Regions from separate parts of the Mus musculus genome. Here all the other regions are linked to region 1. Evidence: chromatin loops called from intact Hi-C (ENCODE). Cell type or tissue: gastrocnemius. All regions are shown on one strand. Each heading gives the region's core, and the rest is flanking DNA. Links, peaks and the distances in the headings are about the cores only. Region 1 has its middle 28 kb from the start of Gm33098. Region 2 overlaps Ctr9 (CTR9 homolog, Paf1/RNA polymerase II complex component). Region 3 has its middle 32 kb from the start of Gm33098.

Region 1 (6,786 bases), core at 2,527-5,026:
TGCTGCCGTGGAAAGTCTTTTTTTTTTTTTTTTTTCTTTTACTTTTTTGGCCATGCACATTTGGGTCCTTGTACTTACCAAGATTAGAGGAACTGAAGTTTTCTGCTACAAAACCCCTTTGACCTCGGCCAAGCAAACCATCCTGATTGTGGAGAGAGAAAATGTTGTAGGTCAAGAACCAAAACTGTTGGGGGCTATCTTTAGCGTGCTCTTTGATAACAATTTACTACCAACCTCTGAATCAGACCTAATATCCTCTTGACTTCTAGATAAAACTCCAGGAGTGAATTGCTAAGCTGATACACTTAGCCTCCTACCAGACCTGCAGGCAGGAATGTGCTAAGACCACTTCTGGATCCTGTGGCTCCCCCCGCCCCAACACACACACACCCTATGGAATAGAATAGTCAGGATGAATCCGAGACACAGTGAAGGTGGGAACCCCAGTTCTAAACGTTTCTGAAGGAGAGGATCTGCTGCTCAGAAAGCTGTGCTCCGAGGCTGAAGAGATAACTCAGCCCTACTGTTCTTTCCAGGTTCCATTCCCAGGCTTAGAGCTACACGTAACTCCAGCTCTTGGCCATCTGATGCCCTCTTCCAGCCCCCAAGGGCACTTTCATACGTGTGTGTGTGTGTGTGTGTGTGTGTGTGTGTGTGTGTGTGACACAGAGTCAGCAGGAGTCCCTCTTTGCAGGCCACCCACCCAGGTATCCCCCAGCTCACGAGAGCAACAGCAGCTGTGCAGGTCTCTACTGTTTGACAAGCCTTCCTTGGAGACTTGCGTATTTTTTCTCATTTCTCAACTGCCAGTAAAGCCCTGACTCCCATTCTCACTTCACAGATGGGCAGCAGGAGACAAATTAATGAATCCCCCATAGGTGCCCATCTCCTAATCTTCAGAATCTGGTGTTTTTAAAATTGATAGAACCTCTCTAGAAAGCATTTTGTATAAAAATCTTCGGTCCACTAACTCCACATCTGCAAATTCATCCCAAGTGGGAGAGGGGAAGGGGGGGGGGGACCATAAAAACAAATGCAAAACTCCGTGTATGCAAAAGTATTTACCACAGCTATTGGTTAGAAAATCAGAATAAATTTCCAAAACTAGGCAAAGGCCTGGATAAATTTGGCCACATCTTGTCAACAGAACATTATGAAACTGATTGTATGCTCACACTTTGATCTAACATAGAATAATGAGTTATAGTCTAATCTCTGATAAATAAACCGTTTTTCAGATCATATAACTACGCAAAAACTTTTTTTATGAAAAGGAAGGGCTGGAGAGTTGGTTCAGAAGTTAAGAGCAGGCACTGCTCTTGCAGAGGACCTGAGTTTGGTTTGTAACACCCACATCAAGTGACCCACAGCTAGCTGTTGCTCCAGCTTTAGGGGATCCAATTTCCTCTTCTGGCTGCCACAGATACTTGCATTCATGTGTGCATAACCACATACCTTCACACATACACAGCACAGCACATAATTAAAAAAATAAAACCTATGTGCACATACCTTCACATACACAATCACATAACTAAAAATAAACTCACAACTGGGCAGTAGGGGGGGGGGGACAAAGATGATATTCTCTCTGGAGCCTCCTGAGTGAACACAGCCTTTGACTTCAGCCTCATAAAACATTTCAAAGTTAATAAACGTGTGTTGTTTTATAATGTAGCATTTATGTTCATTGCTGTGATAGTCTTAAGAAACTAGGCGCAAAAGGTAAAACTCAAAGTAACTGCTGTTGCTAAGATGGAACCATTGTCTCTGGCACTCTGATGTCCACAGGGAGCCAGAAGCTCGGCACTTCATAAAGGAGGAAAGCCAGCTCCCTGCCCAGGGCTGCAGGCTACAGCCCTCCATCCTCCTCTTCCCCCTCAGCCTAGGAAAACTGGAGGAGGCTTCAAGGGAGAGTGGGGAAACCTACTTGAATTCAAGAGCTTATTTCTGTAGGAAATCACAGTCCATTCCAGCGAGTTCAGAACTTCTGAAATGAGAGGAAACTGACAATATATATCTAAAGACAATATGAGTTCTTATGCCGTTTTTAAAACTACCTACAATTGTAGAGAGGGCTAAAAGCTTTCTTTTTTTAGGAGAAATGTTAGTCGTGGGCGTGTAGTGTTTCAGCGTTTTAGACTGCGGATGGGGAATACTACAGAGCTTTCTTTATGTATTATGTGTGCTCCCATGCTTCAGGGGATCTGATGCACTGATCCTCAAAAGGCTATTCCAAGCGAGGAGGAGAGCTTGCTGTATATCCAGTACAGACTATACACACAACAGCAGAGCCCTTCTCTGGGAGGCAGAGACTCTGGTTCCAGAGCTCAGCTGTCAGTCAAGTGTGACCTGACTTGAGCCAGTTTCCTCCAGGCTGCTCTAATGAGAGAGCCTGAGTCAGGGATCTCACTGCAAGTAACGGTAGTGACTCTAGCTAAGAATAGCCTGAAATTTGCTGTCACTGGGAGACCAAAGAAAAGCTGGGATACCAAACTTGGGACCCAGGAGAACCCAAGGAAACCAAGCACAGGAATCATGGCAACGTCGATCCCTACGGACCAAATCATTAGGAGCCTGCTGTTTCCCCATGGTCACTCACTATTACAACTCAGCCTTGAAACACATGTTCCAAAGGTTCTGAAAACAACGCTTGGCTGAGCCAGGGTCCTGGTGCACCAAGAGGAGAAGACTTGGGTTCTGGCATGGGACTTTAAACAGAGAGAAGAGGAGTTGGGAACATAGCTCAGCTGGAAAACTGCTGACCTGCACGCAGAAAGCCCTGGGTTCAATCCCCTGCACTGAATAAACTGGTGTGCTGGCACACGGGTAATCCCAGCACTCAGGGAGTGGAGCAGGAGAATCAGAACATCAATATCATCTTTGGCTACATAGGATATTAGAGGCCAGCCTGGGTATGTACAGGAGACCCTGCCTTCATCATCATCATCACCATCACCATCACCATCATCATCAGCATCATCGAGGAAACAATGGCAGATCGTGTGAAGACAGGAATTCCTTTATATTCCAAATTCCCCAAGCCAGGAACATCAGCATCTTCAGAGACACTACAGCTTGGGTCCAGACTGGCAAGAAAATGTAGTGATACATGGGAGAGAGGGAGTTACCTAAGTCAATGAATCTACCTTCTTATGGTGTGTGGGCTTTGTCTACATACAAACCCACCATGTCTCCTTCCCATACCATCACAGTCCTTACTCTTTCCTTGGCTCCCACTCCAGCCTCCTTGCCAACCTTCACCCACAGATCCAGTCCCACTACCCAAGGAAGCTGCAGTCCTGCCGGCCCCCTCCTTCAGAGAGCCATCACTAATGTCCCTTTCACAGTGAACCTTCAACATCAAAACTGTCTCTTGAGACTCTTAGTAACAAACAAGCCACCGCCCCACTCTGGTCTGAGAAAACTTGTCTGTCCCTTTTCCTTTCTCTGGCTAGAGACCACCAGAGCCAGAGCCAGTTCAAGGGTTGAGGGCAGCCTCTGCTCTATAAAGTTCTGCCTTGGAGACTGCAGGGAGTCAGCTGTCTGAAAGATTTAGACTGAGTTGGAGGGACACCATGTGGCCACAACTAGTATGACATTAAGCCTGAGACCTTTCTGTAGTAGTGTAAATACTATGACATTAGGGATACATCAAGAGGAAAAGCTAACATTGACACTTAACTATCTAACACCACCATTTTTATTTCTAATCCTTTCCTTCAATGTTCGCTGACGATTGCAACCACACACATGGAATGTGCCTTCCTTTCCGGTGGCATCTGACCCTCAGCATGTTCCACCCTCAGTCAAGGCTTTCACCACCACTCTCCCCAGAGCTGGTCAGTGCTTGGTAAATTCTAGTGTTCTCAAGTGGCAAGTGGGGCATTGAACCACTGGAGCGGCGTGGTGACTTAGAGCACCATCACCAAGTGGTACAGACAGGTTAAGCCATGGCCGTGCTGCTCATGGACTGTGGGGTCTGAACTTCCCTGAATCCCATTCTCCATTTCTGTCTAGTGGATGGAGGCGGTGAAACTATTTCCAAGGTTGCTAAGAGCTGAAGGAGACAGTGTCTGAGGAAATGTGCCTAGCACAGCGCCTGACCACAGCCCTGACACAGGCACCCCTTCAGGACAGGATTCCTGGACAGGAAGGGATCCCTGGAGCCACACACGCCTACGAGCTGGCTGAAAGCTGAAAAAATCAAATAAGGCAGGTCAGACAGGTAGGTCTAGAAGCTTACAGTACAAGTAAGATTTCAAGCAGGCCCTTTTGCCTCTTCTTGCCAGAACCATGAGCTATTTGTGCCTATCGCTCCTCCCAGCTACAGGAGAGACCAGCTTCCTCACTGCCTCCTCAAAACCAAGGCACTGAGAATCAAGTTAACCAAGACATCTCACACACATACACATGCAAACACATGCACGTACATATGTACTACACATACATTGTTTACACATACATGAATACACACATTTATACACACATACATCCACATATCTACATACATGTATACACATACAAATTCTCATACACACTGGAGCATCATGAGGGATCTGACTGAGGTAACTCTGCCCAGAAAGTTTCTTTAGGAATCACCTGACTCTGAGTGGACCCTAAGGAGCAAAATAAAACAGGGAAGAAAAAGCCAGACCCACATGAGGGTTCTCCCAGAGTCACCCTCCGGAGAGTCGGGCGGCACTTGGTGCAGAAGCCTTTTCGATGACCCTGTGTTGGCCACACTGTGAATTAAAATCGCTCCCTCCCCCTGCTCTCCAGTCCATGTCTTTTTGTATAAGGAGTAGGCACAGGGAGAAATAAGGCTCGTGAGCCACCAACTGTGACGGCTTTCCAGGTTTTCTCAGTGTAAGAATAGTGCAATGGTCAGCTACAGTAGGGACAGACCTGTGCCATCAGGGAAGGTGTCCCAGAGGGAGTGTCCTTTGGCCAAGGTGATATAGAAGGGTCAAATTAAAGGCTGCACACTGATAAAGCTGTTTATTGCCATCCATCCAGCTGACCACCAGAAGGCCTAAACTAGGACAAGTCTATGGATCAAGTGGGAACAACTTCATCAGAAATCTCTGAGGAGTTAAACAAAGCACACACACACACACACACACACACACACACACACACACACCGTCTCCTCCTTATCTATCACTTGGGCTTTGTGCAGAGGCCCAAGCAGGTCTAAGGAAACCCCAGAAGCTGAGTGTTTAGTGAGCTTTGCCCACAGTCCCAAGCTTACACAAAACCAGCCTCTGCCACAATCACCCCAACAGTCTCCCCTAAACTCCTCCTTGCCGTTTCCACCTCCTCAGCCCAGAAGGTTCAGCTCCTGCTCTGCAAACACCTCCTCCTCCTTCACAACCCAGTTGCTCAGACGTTGCAAGGAAAACCCTTTCAGGATGGTCCCTCCATACCAGTGAGCAATTAGCTTTCTACAAACCACTTCATTAACCCTCTAAATAAGACCTACCGAAGGGTTTTCCTACTAAACTTGATGTTACAGACAAGCAAACCAAGACACGGGCAGTGAAGAAGACACAGCTAAGCCCTATGCTGCTGGGAAGTCTTTCTATCAGCAGGTCTGCTCAGAGCAGGAGACAGACACAGTGCTAATGCCGGGGCCCTGGAGGGCTAGCTCAGGGTACAAAATATTGTAGCCTCTCAGTAAGCATATGAATAAAGAAGGCAAGCAAATATGCCTCTTTCCATCTGTTCTCAGCTAGAACCCAGCCACAAGCACCCTCTCCTCTGGCTCTGCTCTCGATTCCCCCCACCCCACCCCCAACCCCCGTGTCTCCTGCCTCTCCTTCACCAAGGCCTATATCCCCTTCCTCAAATCCAGCCACCTAGTGGTCAAGCCCTGAAGCCCCTACCCTGATGCTCACCATGCAACAGAGAACACCCTCCCCACCCCACTCCTGGCCCCTCCATGTGGTATTAGCTGAAGGAGTTGCCAGGCCTCTGGAGCCATCTCTTTTCTGGGACTGGGCCAAGCCTCTCCTCACATCTCTGCCTGCTCCCTCAGTGCCTCTGGTCCTGCTCTTGATTCTTCTCTTCACTCCCTTCCCATTCTTCTTCCTACTTGTCCCCTCCTCCCCAGCCCTCTGCCCAGGTCCCCTCTCCCTTTCTCTCTCACCTCCTCCCTCCATTCTACCCCTGGCCTCTCTAGTTTTTCCCCTCTCTGCCTTCCCAGACCTCCCACTCTCTCTTCCGTGCAGCCAGCCTTGGCCTCTCTCCAAAGGAGGTCAGCTGACTGCCCTGCTCTTGGGAGCTTGCGTCAGACCCAGCAGACCTTGGGGCCCTTTCCTTGGACCTCTAGAGGCCTCATTACAGCCTCCAGGCCTCCTACTACCAGCATCAGAGCCCTCCCCTCCCTAGGGGACATGTCCCCAAGCTCTCTGGGCCCCTCGCCTCCATCTTGACGCTATCAGGAATGAACACAACACAGGATGCTCTCTGTGAGCCCTGGGGGTGGGTTCCAGAAGAGGCCCAGCACCCGTACCTTATCAGAGTTTACTCCCATTTTTATTTCCCTTGAATCTTAAATGCGATTACTCTGTGTGCCAGACATGTAATCTCTGTCTTCCAGGAGCTGGTGGGAAAGAAACACTAAGCTGTAAAGTGGTAGATAAAATAGAGGGATTCACAGAAATGGGTCATTTGTCTGGCATGGTAACATGTGCCTTTAATTCCAACACTAGGGAGAGAGAGACAGGAGGATTTCTCTGAGTTCTAGTCCCACCACAACTACATAGTAAAACCAGGTTTGGT
Region 2 (6,786 bases), core at 1,390-3,889, 130 kb after region 1:
CTCGCCTTTGTAGATGCTTAAACAGTAATGAGGACACTACCTTCTCCTCCTCTTCTTCTTCCTCTCTCCACCTTCCTCTTCTTCGCCTTCCTGTTCACTGCCACTGCCCTTCCTTCTCTTCTTCTTTTTGGATACAGGGAGGTCATCGTCGGTGTCATCGTTGACAAATTCATCAAACTCGCCTCCTTTCTTGGAACGCTATGGACCCAAGGAGACCACATCAGCACTTCCAGGCAGAGAGAGCACAGCTAGGGCGCAGGAGGCCGGAGAGCGCTCTTGCGGGTCTCTGACAAGTGAAGAGCTTTTACTAAGTCATGTGGAAGAGGGGCTTGGCTAGGCCCACACTTTCTGCACTTGACATGAGATGTCATCAACTTCCTGAGAAGTCAGCACAAGGCAAGCACACCTTCAATTAAAAGGCATTTAGCCCACCCTAGCTCTGGGAATGCAGAAAGGTGTTGGTTGTTTACCCCCATGACCATGGAGCTGACTGGGAGGGAGGTATGGTCTCTGCAGCTACCCTGCATCACATTCCAAACGTCAAACCAGATGCCTCAGCTTGGGAGAAGACCATGATTCAAAGTCCAGTTCTCCCGAATGCTCATTGTAAACCCTGTAAGTCACACTCCCATGGGAGCAGGGACTACCTGGCTTGCTCAAGTCGGCAGTGTAAGAGCTGCAGAGTACGTGTGTTGAGCCCATGTTCACCCAAAGCATCACACCCACCACAAAAGCAGGGACCACTGCCCACACCGGACACTGCGATCTGTGTTAGAAGACTACCCCTTGGTAGAGGAAGTCAAGGTTAAGAAGTAAGTACGGAGCCAATTAAACTAAGCTCTTCGTTTTAGAAAGCTCAAAGGCAGCCTCTGAGGTGGCTGCAGACAGTGGGTCAGATCTTACCCGCCCTCCACCTCCACCTCTTTTCTTCTCCTTTGTTGCTTCAGTCTCGCCAGTGAACATAAGGATATTTTTGGTCTTCTCCACATACTGGGCACGCTGTTCCAAAAGTTTCTTTTGTTCTTCCTTTTCTCTGAGACGTTTCTCTTCCTAATGGGGGGAAGGGGATATATGGGAATTGATCAAAATGTTCTTATAATAAACCAAACAGCCAGGCAGTGGTGGCACATGCCTTTAATCCCAGCACTTGGGAGGCAGAGGCAGGCGGATTTCTGAGTTTGAGGCCTGCCTGGTCTACAGAGTGAGTTCCAGGACAACTAGAGCTATACAGAGAAACCCTGTCTCGAAAAAATCATAAAGAAAAGAAAAGAAAAGGAAAGGAAAGGAAAGGAAAGGAAAGGAAAGGAAAGGAAAGGAAAGGAAAGGAAAGAAGAGAGAACTAAACAAGTGTAGAGAAGACAGAGGGCTAGCTCCTCCCACACAGAGGCACCCGCCCTCCTGAGCTCAGTGTAGACGCACCTGCTCTTTGAGAAGCTTCTGTCTTAAGAGCTCCTTTTCCTGCTCCTGCTTGGCCCGCAGCTCCCGTTCTTCCTCATCCTGCTTGCGTGCCCGGGCCACATGGTACTGGGCCTGGCTCAGTAAGTCAGAGCACTGCCTAATATTTCAGATGCAAAGACATAATATCCAGTTAAGAGCACCTGCTTTCCTTAAAGTCACTGTTCCAAGTTCCCCAACTCAGAATTCCTGTCTTGATTCATGGACATAACGTGAGAAAAGCAGCCACGTATTTCTTAGCTGTGTGGTGGCTCAGGCCTGTGCTTGTAGCATGAGAGGAGGATCCTGGTTCTAGTCTAGCTTCAGAGCAAGACCATGCCTCAAAAAGACAACAGAAAGAGAAAGCACTTTCCAACAACCTAAGAAGACTACATCAATTTCCTGAAATCTGAAAAGGTGTTGTGGGTGAGGGAATAAGTGGCCCCGAGAAGGCCAGGACCACTTTGTTATGGTCACACTCTCCTAATCCACACCCAACGTGCCTACTCCCCGTCCCCCGCTCCCCACCCCCAAGCCACCTTCTGTGAATAGGGCATTACCTGGCTTCAGAGGCAGCAAGGGCCAAATCAAATCTCATTTTATCTCCAACTTTGCTCAAGTAACTGAAGTACCTAAATGGAAGAAGAAGATAGAAGATAAAAGATATTTCACTCAATCCTCATATTAAGGCCCTGTTTAATAAACAGAAGTTCATCAAGAAAGGTAAAATATAGTTAATACTGTCAGTAAACTAAGAAATAACCATAGCAACAGGTAGTAAACATTAAACTTTCTAACTAACTGTGTCAGCACGGTGGGTGGGGCAGAAGTCACGAGAGCACTTACTCTTCACCAGATGAGGCAAGAAACATTAACAGAGATGAACAATAGCACAGCTGATCATCAGAGATGGGAGCTTTCATCTACCACACACTGAACTGCTAAGTCCTATAAGGTTAAACACATTTGAACTGAGCTGAATAAATCTGTTAAGCAGTAAGTGATAAGATCTTTAATCCTAGCTTGATGAAAATCAACATCCCATAAAGACACACTGGAACAGAACATGAAACCAACACAAGTGGAGACGAAACAGCTCACAAGTGTAAAACACTGGCTCGGACTGCTGAGAGGTGAATGAAAATCCCCGAGAGCCCACAGCCAGCCAGGCAGCTCTAGGAATCAGGCTTCAAGGCTGACTTGCCTGGACTCTGCCTGGAGTATGGCGCCACCACATGGCAACTGTGTGCTTTGACCTTAAACTAAACTGCTAGCTAGACCTCTAATGCTTGCTTTCCCCTAATGGTTATTATTATTATTTTTCTTTTGAGGAAAATCTTTTTTTTTAATCTCCTGAGGCAGTTTTAAGGCAACAAACCACTGTAAAGCCCCTTTCCTCAGAGCTCTCACCTGTGTGCGAGCTCCAGCTCTTTCACAGCATTAAGGACTTCCTTCAGATTACTTTTTTCATCTTTCAGGACAGAGGTAGCTAATCTTTGCAAGACCAAGGCCACATTAAACATCAGAACTGTGTCACTGGGTGCCACGTGTCTGGCCTGTAAACAGAAAGCAATGCAGGTAGCTTCTTATGACTGAATGCCACCAAAAGCATTCAGTAAACAAGTAAAAGCCAGGCAGCCATTTGGGGGGTGGGGCGGGGGCGGGGGCGGATGCAGTCCTGTTACCTTCAGCAGAGTCTGCTTGCACTCCTGCAGCTTGCCGCACTTGAAGAGGGCGCGGGCCAGGTAGAGCACAACCTCAGTGTTTTGGTGCTTATAGAACTTTCTGAGGCAGTTCTCATACTACAGAAAGGAAATGCTGGTTAGAAACACAGCAGAGCCGGGCAGTGTTGCCGAGTTCCCTTAATCCCAGCACTCGGGAGGCAGAGGCAAGCCAATCTCTGAGTTCCAGCCAGGCTGCTCTACAGGTCAAGTTCCAGGACAGCCAGTACACAGAGAAACTCTGTCTCAAAAATAAACAAACGACAACAGAACACAGCAGGGAGGTATTCTCATGCTGTGTCTGCATTTCAAAGCAGTTTTAAAGCTCTGAAAAGACACTCCAATTTGGCTAATTTCAGAGACTAATCTGGAGTTGACTTCTGACATTAGTCAGTTTACGTATTTACAACATAAAAATCTGTTCACAGAAAAACTAGGATCAAAATACTTTTTCCACTTGGAATTTGGACCAGTGCTGAGTAAAAGGTAAAGAGATTTAAGCCTGCCTGCCTGCCTCAACCTTAGCTGGGAAACCCCTTTCTCCTATCTTTAGGACACAATCCAGAATCAATTCATCATGGCCACCATGACAAGTCACACCTGGGCCCTCTGGGTGACACACTCTTAACATCTTCCTCTGGGATCTGTGTCAATGAGCATACAAGTCTCACACTTCAGCTAGTATGTTGGTCAACCTGCAAATGAACATCTGAGTTCATTTCACCTCTTTACTCTAGTGTGTGTCTGAGATCTGTATCTCACGTGTGTGAAGGGAGGGGTGGATACAGGGGCCAGAAGAAGATGTCAGATGTCTTGATATGTCTTGCTGTCACTGGCTGCCCTATCTCATGGTCAGGATTTCTCACCTGGAGCTTGCCACCCCTCCACCCTCATGGCCTGTTTTGCTATCCCAGTGATTCTCCTGTCTCCACTTCTGACAGCACTAAGAAAATGAACATATTTTTCATGGGTACTAGGAATCTGAACTTAGTCCTCATGACTATGCAGCAAGCACTTCTACACATAGTGTCATCTCCCTAACCCCCAGAGTTAATTTTTATATAAACAACATTTTTGACCACAAGCATATACACATCCTGTTATAGGTAACTGACAAGGTAATTTTCTGGACTATCTCTAATGGCTAATTTGCATTCTAGAAGGCAGTGCTAAGGTTCTGCAGATTGGGATGGCTTGTCTCTAAGAACACAAGCTCTGGGTTGTGCTCTCTGAGCTCTGCAAATCCCTCTGATCAGTTTAGTACGTGAAGCCTGAAGCCTGGACTAACTACTCTTGTCCTCTTTGTTCAGAAGCCTCTTTTGCTCTGACGGTACTCTACTCACAGACACCAAGAGCTTTGTTATCTTTTTTTTTTTTTTTTTTTTTTGGTTTTTCAAGACAGGGTTTCTCTGTCTCTGTGTAGCCCTGGCTGTCCTGAACTCACTTTGTGGACCAGGCTGGCCTTGAACTCAGAAATCTGCCTGCCTCCCAAGTGCTGGAATTAAAGGTGTGCGCCACCACGCCCGGCTGAGCTTTGTTTTCTTTTTTTTTTTTCCCGGCTGAGCTTTGTTTTCTTAATGTCCTGAAAACATCGAGTATACTTTTCCTTACACTGAAGTACTCAGCAAACATGAGAAACTTACAAAATCTACAGATACAACCCTTGTTTCCATTTTTGTCTTTTTTTTTCATTTTCTATTTCTTTTATCTTAAAAGATAAACAGTGGGGCAGGATAGATAGTTCAGTGATGAAGAACACTTCCTGCTCTTAAAGGACTTAAGCTTGGCTCCCTGCACCTGTGCTCAGGTGATTCACAATAGCCCGAGCTCCAGCTCCAGCAGAATAAAGCCTTCGTTGGCCTCCTGAGGCATCCTAATCCACATGGCGTGCTTTCATACAACACACACATAGAAGGAAAAGTAAAATTCTAAGATAAGGCAAGTAAAGCAGGGCTGCCGTCTGACTGTAATCCTAGCTACTTGGGAGGCTGATGTGGGAAGACACTTTAACACAGGGTCAAGGTCAAGGTCAGCCACTAAGGAGAGACTCGACATGAACAACTTCATCACTTAACAGTTCTGAAACACGGTTCACTTCAGAAACTGAGGGAATAAATACCGAACCTTCCATTTAGCGGATATTTGTTCTACAGGTTAGTGCCCAGTTCTTCTGATAGTGGATCCGCTCAAAACTCTCTGAGGTTAAGAGACTTCCACTTTAGAGATAGCAAAGTCAGTCAGAGGATCTGCCCTGCCCGAGGCATGGATCCGTGGAATTGCGGCTCATAGCTACCTGGCTTTGTCATTACATGCTTATAAATTTCTGAGCAGACAGTATCAGAGATGACATGAAAGTCCATGATGGGACCAGAAAGGTTAAGGAAGCCATGGCTCCACATTACATGCAACTATCCGGAGAAGCAAAGACGTTACCATCTGAACGGCGCTGATATACTGCTTCTGCTCCACGTAGATGTGTGCTAGGTTCAACCACACATCACTGATATCTGCTGTTGCTTCTCTCACTTGGGCGAAAACATCACGAGCTTCACGGAAGTATCCTTTGTGGGCCAAGACAGCTCCTAAAGTTACACAAAGGCTGACAGTAAGAGGCCTGACTGTTGCTCTAACAACTCAAAGTCCAATACTAAATGCTGCACTGAACAGGAAAACCTCATCTACCGACATCCCTGAAAGTATTAACTTCACTAATTGTTATTGGTCCCAAGGCTTCTAGTCACCTATGCCATTGGCAGCATACAGGTTCTTGGCATCATTTCTGAGGACTTGTTTGTAGATGGCCAGGGCACGGTCTTGATGGCGCTTTTCCTAGAGGAAAGAAGAATTACTGAAAAATTCAACAAGGATATGGACACTAATCCTGCTGAAGGAGAGAGGAGATTACCTTTTCTCGGTCTCGGGTTGGCTGATGCAAAGTCTGGAGCCACACATTGCCAAGGGCCAGCATAGAGTAGGTGTCACTCTGTGTGGCTGGCTGTTTTAATATCCTCTCAAACTTCTTCTGACCTGGGCCCCATTCTTGTTTTGCCAGATGGAGGTTACCAATCAAAGACCAGGCATCCGGATGATCCTATGTATATATAAAGAAGTAAATTTTGCAATCTGGGATCTGAGAAAATCAGTCATCTTTCCCAAAATGGCTAATAGCTGAAAAGGTTTAAAGCTAAACCACAATGGTGGCTTTCAGACTGAGAATTGAGACCTGTTAGCAAACTGCAAGATCAATGTGGTGCCTGTATCAGCATACATAGTGCAACAGAATGGAAGGAAATGATAACTGTGCTGCCCACCAGGAAGAGTAACTAACAACTTGTAAAGCTGTCTTTTTTTTTTTTGGTTTTTTGAGACAGGGTTTCTCTGTGTAGTCCTGGCTGTCCTGGAACTCGATCTGTAGACCAGGCTGGCCTCGAACTCAGAAATCTTGTCTGCCTCTGCCTCCCAAGTGCTGGGATTAAAGGCGTGTGCCACCACGCCCGGCAAAGCTGTCTTTTAATGTGTAGCCTTCTTACTGTGAGCCACGATCAGAAACTCAGATAACCTACAAATGCTAAGACACTGACTCTGGAAGTTGTTCTCAGCAGGCTACCGGGCTGAGTACAGGAGACAGGAG
Region 3 (6,786 bases), core at 2,405-4,904, 60 kb before region 1:
AATCGAATCAATACAATTATCTTCTGGACCAACTGCATGACTGACTTGGACACAGAATTTCTATTCCACGTGTGGGATGTGAATTGTTGGAGGAGGTATAATCAGTGTCCACCTGCCGTTAGCTCTAGTCCTCTGAGCTGATGGCTCTTCGGGCTTGCTTACAACAACACTGGGGCCCAATAGAACTCTGTTGTAACTGCCACAGCTAAGTAGTAATGCAGAATAAATGAGATGAACTTTCCCCACAGTGTGTTCACCACCAAGGGAAGGACAAATGGCCTCACAGTGCCCTGCAGCAGCTCAAAGTAGAGGAAAATGACCAATGCGCTGAGTCACTGTGTGGCACTCTCCATGTTCAGCAAATCACAGCCAAATCACGTGTCTTTGCTTCAGCCTCGGTCTCCACAGCACTCAAAGACTTGGCTTTAGCAAACGTCACTGTTGTGTTAAACAAAGATTAACCTGAATTTTATTGACTCTATGGATTTTAAAAAATTTTATACATTTATAAAGTTTATCTCAGTGTAATGTCTGTGGTGGTGTTTGTACTTCCATGTGTATATTTGTTTTAGTTTTAAGGAGATTATAGTTGCTTTAATATCTGCATGTATCTAACTTAATTGTAATAACAAACAAATTTGTCAGTGTTTCCCCTCTACTGTGCTCTATCCGTTCCATCATTTAGGCTTGAAGCATTACAGCTTTGTGAACGTGACACCATCAGTTCCTGTAACAGTGGAGTTTGTCACCTATTGGTCAGTGGGTGTGGCTAGCATACTTTCTAATGTGAACTAACTGCTTTCTTTTTTATCATTATGGAGACAAGGCTAGATTCAAAGTTGCTACAGAGCCATGGATGACGTTGAACCTCTTATCTTCCCGCCTCTGTCTAACAACTGCTGGGATTGCAGGTATGCAGCCTCAGACCTGACTTATGGCACACTGAGGTTTGAAGTCGGGGATTCCTTTTTTTATTTAAAGATTTATTTATTTTCACATGTAAGTACACTGTAGTTGTCTTCAGATACCCCAGAAGAGGGCATCAGATCTCATTATGGATAGTTGTGAGCCACCAGGTGGTTGCTGGTATTTGAACTCAGGACCTTTGGAAGAGCAGTCAGTACTCTTAACCACTGAGCCATCTCTCCAGCTGAAGCCAGCTCAGCAAGCACTCTACCAACAGTGAGTTCCATCCTCAGCTTCTTTTTTATTCCATGACCTCTTTTGTCCATCATCCATTTTCCCTGATAAGTGCTTAAAGAGCCAACAGCTTAAAAGGGAAACGATTCATCTGACCATGTTAGCTATCCTATCCAGAAATAGAACAGAATTCTGGAAGCTCCCATGGTAAGTCCCTGAAGATGAGAGTTTGTCTGGACAAGGCAAAGCAGAGCTACATCATCACCAGATCTAATGAGTTAGATCCAGCCATGAGAATGGCTCCTCTCCAGGTTTCTTGATCCCTGTGAGATGTAAAACCATGCCAGGAAGTTTGGTAAGGTAGAGCAGGTTGAGACCTGGGCACACACCTGGGGCTTAGGCGACTCCCAGCTCCCTGCCAGACTCCTGACTTGGAACATGTGCCATGCTCCTCACATAAAAGAAATGTGACCTATGGTCACAATGGCCCAAAACAGGGTTCACCATGCTAATGAGGTACATAGAGGCCCAGAGGGCTTAGCCAATAAGCTTCCTTTCCAGGCATTCCTCCCTGCAAAAGGTATTTAATCTCAGGTCTACCCTAAAAAGTGGGTATGGTACATTATGCATCCAGTTTCTGCCATGAACAACCAATAAACTGTTTAGAACCATGGACAGTCTCTTTCATAAAGATTCACTGTGGGGAGCCATGAAGAAGGCTTTTGACTACAGATCAGCAGCTTGGTTCACCCATAGAAGGCCTCTCTGCACTCCCAGCCACAACTGCCACCAAGCCTGACTCTGCCAAGCTAAGGAAAATCACTGCTGGGACAAGCCAGAGCTGCCCTTTCCCCCAGCCCCAGACTAGGTGCTGTCCCCAGCCCGCAAGCCCTGGCTCCATTCTTTACTCTTCCACTACTCCTCGATGCTCCTGAGTGTCCAAGAGTCTGAGAACCCCATGGCCCCAGCCTCATTGCAGGCTAGGGGACCCCTGAACAAGTCCCACCTCCCCAAGAGTCTATGCCCAGCAGCAGAGCTTTGCCCTAGTCATTAACCCGCCAGCTATGCTCTAGGTTAGCAAGCAACCCTAATTAAACTCAATGGGTCACAAACAAAAAGGCATGAAGGTAGGAGGGACACTTGGGAAGAAGGGCTCCTTTAAGATAGGGGAGTGGGTAAGAGGAAGGAGTAGGGGCGAGAATCACTAAAATTCACTCTATACATATATGATATGGTCAAAAATACCAAGGAGATTTTCAAAAAAGCACAAGGTTCCCGTATTAAATGCATGAGTATTTCCCAAGTCCACAAGAAGATGCATTCTCCCCGGCTTTGTTAAGCTCATGGTCCTCTGATCTATCATTTATTCTCAGTGCTATGAAGATATGAGCTACTGCTCAGTCATACTGCAAACACAATACAAGGCTGATGCCAGGGGTAACAGGCCTGCAGGGGAAGGCAAGAGAGGCTGCGTCACGGTGACAACAGCGCTGAGCTAAACAGCACTCACACCTCTGCTGTAGCCTGCTGAAGCCGCTGTAAGCTTTGCTAGGTCAACCATCAGCTCTGCTCAGCGTTAATTCCGGATGACGGCCGAGGGGCCAGAGGATAAAGCGACTGGTAAAAGGCCATCCATCCTGTGGATGTGGGTCAAATGCTGGCCCATTTAACTGGTTTGCTGCTGGACACTTTTACTGTAACACATTTGTCAAGCAACAGTCTGGAACAGGTAATGGAGGAAAATCGCCAAGGAAGAATACTATTACGTATCTATCCACACATAAAGAGGCCATTTCCAGACCTTGGCCATCGGCCCACACTAACACAGCTCTGCCGATTTGACAATCACAAATTCCACTAAATGAAAAACTCACCATAATGCCAACTATTAATACTCTCTCATATTAATAGGTAGCATGAGTCTCATGTAAGGGAGTCTACCCACATCACAGGCTTCACTTCACAGCTCTCTCTAGTTTTTTATTATTATTTAATTTTCAGTGTCCTTTCACCGCTCTGACCACTGCCTGTGAGACACCCTCAGTCCTCAAGGTGGGATGTAGAGGAACAACCATGTGTGTGGTACACAGGAAAGTAGCCCAGTCAGGAGTCTGGAGTCCTCTTCTCTCACCTAATGGAGTAAGAGGTAATGAACACAGAAGATGTCCCTGCTGAAATATCACATTCTTTCTTTCCTCCAGATCTCAAGTTAGGTGCCGTTTATATCAGGAAGCTGTCTCTACCTGTCTGCTCCATCTCAGCAAAAAACAGTACGATTCCTTCCAGTAAGATTCCTCGACACCCACAATTGCCCTCTGCGGGCTCCTTTCACAGAGTCCCTACCAAAGCATAGAAAGTATACAATAAATGCTCTGAGAAGGGATGAATGCGTAGATGAATTACTGTGTGAATGGATGAACTGATAGGTAGATGAGAGAATGGGGAAGTGACGGATGGATGGGTGGGCGAGCGAATGACAGGTGAGTAGGTGGGTGGTGGGTGGTTAGATGAATGGACTGGATACATGGATGGATGCATATTTGGATGGGTGGTTAGATGGATGGACACATGATGGATTCTCCCTGGCTTTTTAAAAAGAAGAAAGTTCTGGAGAAGAACATTCTCCAATATGTTGCTTTACGGGAGGACTCTCCACAAGATGGCGCCCCTAAGTTTCTTAATTTATGGTTTCTTCAGAATTTCTCACATCTCGAGCTGTTTTAGCTAGTTTACATATTAACAGCTAACATAATTTTCACAACACACCGTCCATATGTCATGTTCAATCACATTTCTCACCATTTCAAAAAAAAAATACTTTCCCCCAGGACATCAAGTTATGATCAAGAGCCAGCAAGATGGCTCAGCATCCAGTCCTGGGCAGATACCTTTAGTCCCAGGACTTAGAAGACAGAGGCAGGAGGCTCTCTGTAAGTTCAAAGCTAGTTTAGTCTACATAGTGAGCTCCAGGACAAGGTGAGCTGCATAGGGAGACTCAAGAAAATGGCCCAGCATGTAAACATAGTTGTCGTCAGATGAGCTGAGTTAGATCCTCAGATGGAAAGAGAGAACCAAATAATGTCAACTCCTCCGGAAGATGTGTCCTCTGACCTCTTCATACACACAGTAATGTGTGTGTGTGTGAGTGTGTGTGTGTGTGTGTGTGTGTGTGTGTGTGTGTGAGTGTGTGTGTGTGTGTGTGTGTGAGTGTGTGTGTGTGTGAGTGTGTGAGTGTGTGTGTGTGAGTGTGAGTGTGTGTGTGTGTGTGAGTGTGTGTGTGTGAGTGTGTGTGTGAGTGTGTGTGTGTGAGTGTGTGTGTGTGTGAGTGTGTGTGTGTGTGAATGTGTGTGTGTGTGAGTGTGTGTGTGTGTGTGAGTGTGTGTGTGTGTGTGAGTGTGTGTGTGTGTGTGTGAGTGTGTGTGTGTGTGTGTGCGCACACACACACTAAATATGTGTAACAGAAAGTATTGCTATAACAGACAACACTAAAGCATTACGTTGACCCTGGAGGGTGCTTCAGGCTTTGCCCAGTTGTTATACAAGCAGGAAAAGACTATTGCTCCCTAGACAATACAGGGAATAAAGGCATTCTTTGGAAATCCATTCTCAACAACGGAGAGTCAGCAGAAAAGGGGAGATGCGCCTAAATCTGAAATAGCCATTAACCTCCAGACCCACAAGTTTCACCTGATAAAATAATAACCTCGAACATTCGTACGGGGCCTCATGCCAAACAGCAACGCTACATAACAAAAATAGGTTGGAGACCAAGGAATGCTGCCAAGCACTTTAGATTTATTATCCTCATTTGACCCTCCTACCAAGCCTTGGAGAGAAGTCTTAATGCTTCCAATTCTGCAGCTAATAAAATGGATGGGGTGTGCTTTTCCTAAAGCGCCTGGCTGTTCGCGGTAGAGCTGTTTGGTCTCAGTTTGTGTTTATGCTCATTTACTGCCCATTACAGTCATTTTACTGCTTAGGGGGAAGTACTGGACCATAGTTGGGAGGGAGCTTATTTTAGTAGATTTTTAATTTTACTTAGGTGTATGTGTAGTGGTGGAAAAGTGTATGCCATATGTCCAGGTGACTGAGAGGGCAAAAGATCCCTTGGGGCTAAAGTTACAGACATGTGAGCCACCCAATGTGATGTTGTAAACCTAACTTAGGTCCTCTGGAGGAACAGCCTATGCGTTTGACTGCTGAGCCATCTCTCCAGCCCCAGGAAGGTCCTTCATTATATAACAACCTGTATTTATGTATGTCTGCACACACAGAGTCCTCGAGGCAGCTTTATTAGAAGAGCAGTAGCCAGGTGATGGTGCACACTTTTAATTCCAGCACTCAGGAGGCAGAAGAAGGCTGATCTTTGTGAGTTTGAGAGACCTGGTCTCGAAAAACCAAAGAAAAGCAATACCATTCTCAAGTGACCATATGTACTAAATACCGGCCGGACACTCTTGTGGACCCTTCCTTTCATCCCTATTTCCATGAGGAAGATTCTTTTACACCCATTTCAATGACAGGAAGATTACAGCTGGGAGAGACCTAGAAAACCACAGAAAACCCAAGGGATAGGATTGATATTCAAATCCAATACCACACATGTCTCTAAAGCTTTGGTTTTTCTGCGCTGTACCATGGGATGCTGCCAAAGGTCCCCTGCATCAGGGAACTTGGATATTCTGGGAAAGCATTCTGGAGCCACCTCTCTGTTCTTTCTCCTCTTATCAAACAAAATACAATTCCCCAGATATGTCTCCAAGCTTTAGCATAACTCTATTCTAAGGCCAGAAATGCCCTTCCCTAAAGCAGCCTGGAGAGCTCCTACATACCTTTCAGAACCCAAAAATCTGTGCTTTCACCTACAGTGCCTTCCCTGGTCTCTCCTGTGTTGGTTTCTTTTCTGTTGCTGGAATAAAACACCATGGCCAAGACAATGTATAGAGGGAAATGTTTATTTTGGCTCACAGTTCCAAAGGGTAAGAGTCCATCAAGGTTCACGGGCATCCAGTAGCCGCAAGAAGCTGAGAGCTTACCCCTTTAATGGCAAGCAAGTCCCTCCCCCAGTGACACACTTCCTCCAGCAAGGCTGTACCACCGGAAACTCCACAAACAGCACCACCAAGTGGGGACCACGTGTTCAAATGCAAACCTCTGGGGGACATTTCTCATTCAAGCCTCCATACCTCCTCATCAAACAAGCAGCCACAGTGCTGGCTTTGTTTTAGTTTTTTTTTTTTTTAATTATGGGATATTTCAGATGTAAAGTAAAACTAGTGTCAGTACTTTTCCTATGTGCCCAGGATTGAGACTGAATGGATGCTAGAATTATATCATATTTGTCAACCAGAGAGAGAGAGAGAGAAATGAAGAAAGAAAGAAAGAAAGAAAGAAAGAAAGAGAGAGAGAGAGAGAGAGAGAGAGAAAAGAAAAGAAAAGAAAAGAAAAGAAAAGAAAAGAAAAGAAAAGAAAAGAAAAGAAAAGATGCAAATAAAGCTAAGATAGCACTAACCCTTCCTCTCCTTGATGATCACTCTCAATTGTAATATCTTCTTTATAGTCACACTTTTGTTACATTGTTACAAGTGTAGGTAACAGGCTTATACAAAATTTATGTGTTATCTCATCATTTATATTTTTTGTGAT

The links. Hi-C counts contacts between places; a loop is a spot of excess contacts. Peaks named below come from ENCODE experiments on the same cell type or tissue, not always from the same donor. Only the 100,000 strongest peaks of a DNase experiment are listed, where the experiment ranks them.
Region 2: a loop joins it to region 1, with 5 times the contacts of the local background. A loop is called at or near these places in 4 of 42 quality-filtered maps.
Region 3: it touches region 1 in a loop (10-fold over the local background); 20 of 42 quality-filtered maps call a loop at or near these places.

The regions. Positions count from the first base shown.
Region 1 is chr7:111,179,275-111,186,060 of GRCm38, reverse strand. No RefSeq gene overlaps it. Among named protein-coding and RNA genes, the nearest start is that of Gm33098, 28 kb to the left of the region's middle. In gastrocnemius, for the core only: a CTCF peak has its summit at 3,589; DNase peaks (open chromatin) are centred at 3,552 and 3,929; H3K27ac peaks cover 621 bases.
Region 2 is chr7:111,045,714-111,052,499 of GRCm38, reverse strand. Ctr9 (CTR9 homolog, Paf1/RNA polymerase II complex component) reads right to left here. Exons shown (of 25, transcript NM_009431.2): 14 at 6,061-6,246; 15 at 5,897-5,984; 16 at 5,589-5,737; 17 at 3,120-3,236; 18 at 2,845-2,990; 19 at 1,995-2,066; 20 at 1,420-1,555; 21 at 904-1,050; 22 at 41-198. Among named protein-coding and RNA genes, the nearest start is that of Ctr9, 20 kb to the right of the region's middle. In gastrocnemius, for the core only: a CTCF peak has its summit at 2,676; a DNase peak (open chromatin) is centred at 2,661.
Region 3 is chr7:111,238,764-111,245,549 of GRCm38, reverse strand. No RefSeq gene overlaps it. Among named protein-coding and RNA genes, the nearest start is that of Gm33098, 32 kb to the right of the region's middle. In gastrocnemius, for the core only: a CTCF peak has its summit at 3,798 (motif pointing right); a DNase peak (open chromatin) is centred at 3,801; H3K4me3 peaks cover 254 bases; H3K27ac peaks cover 286 bases.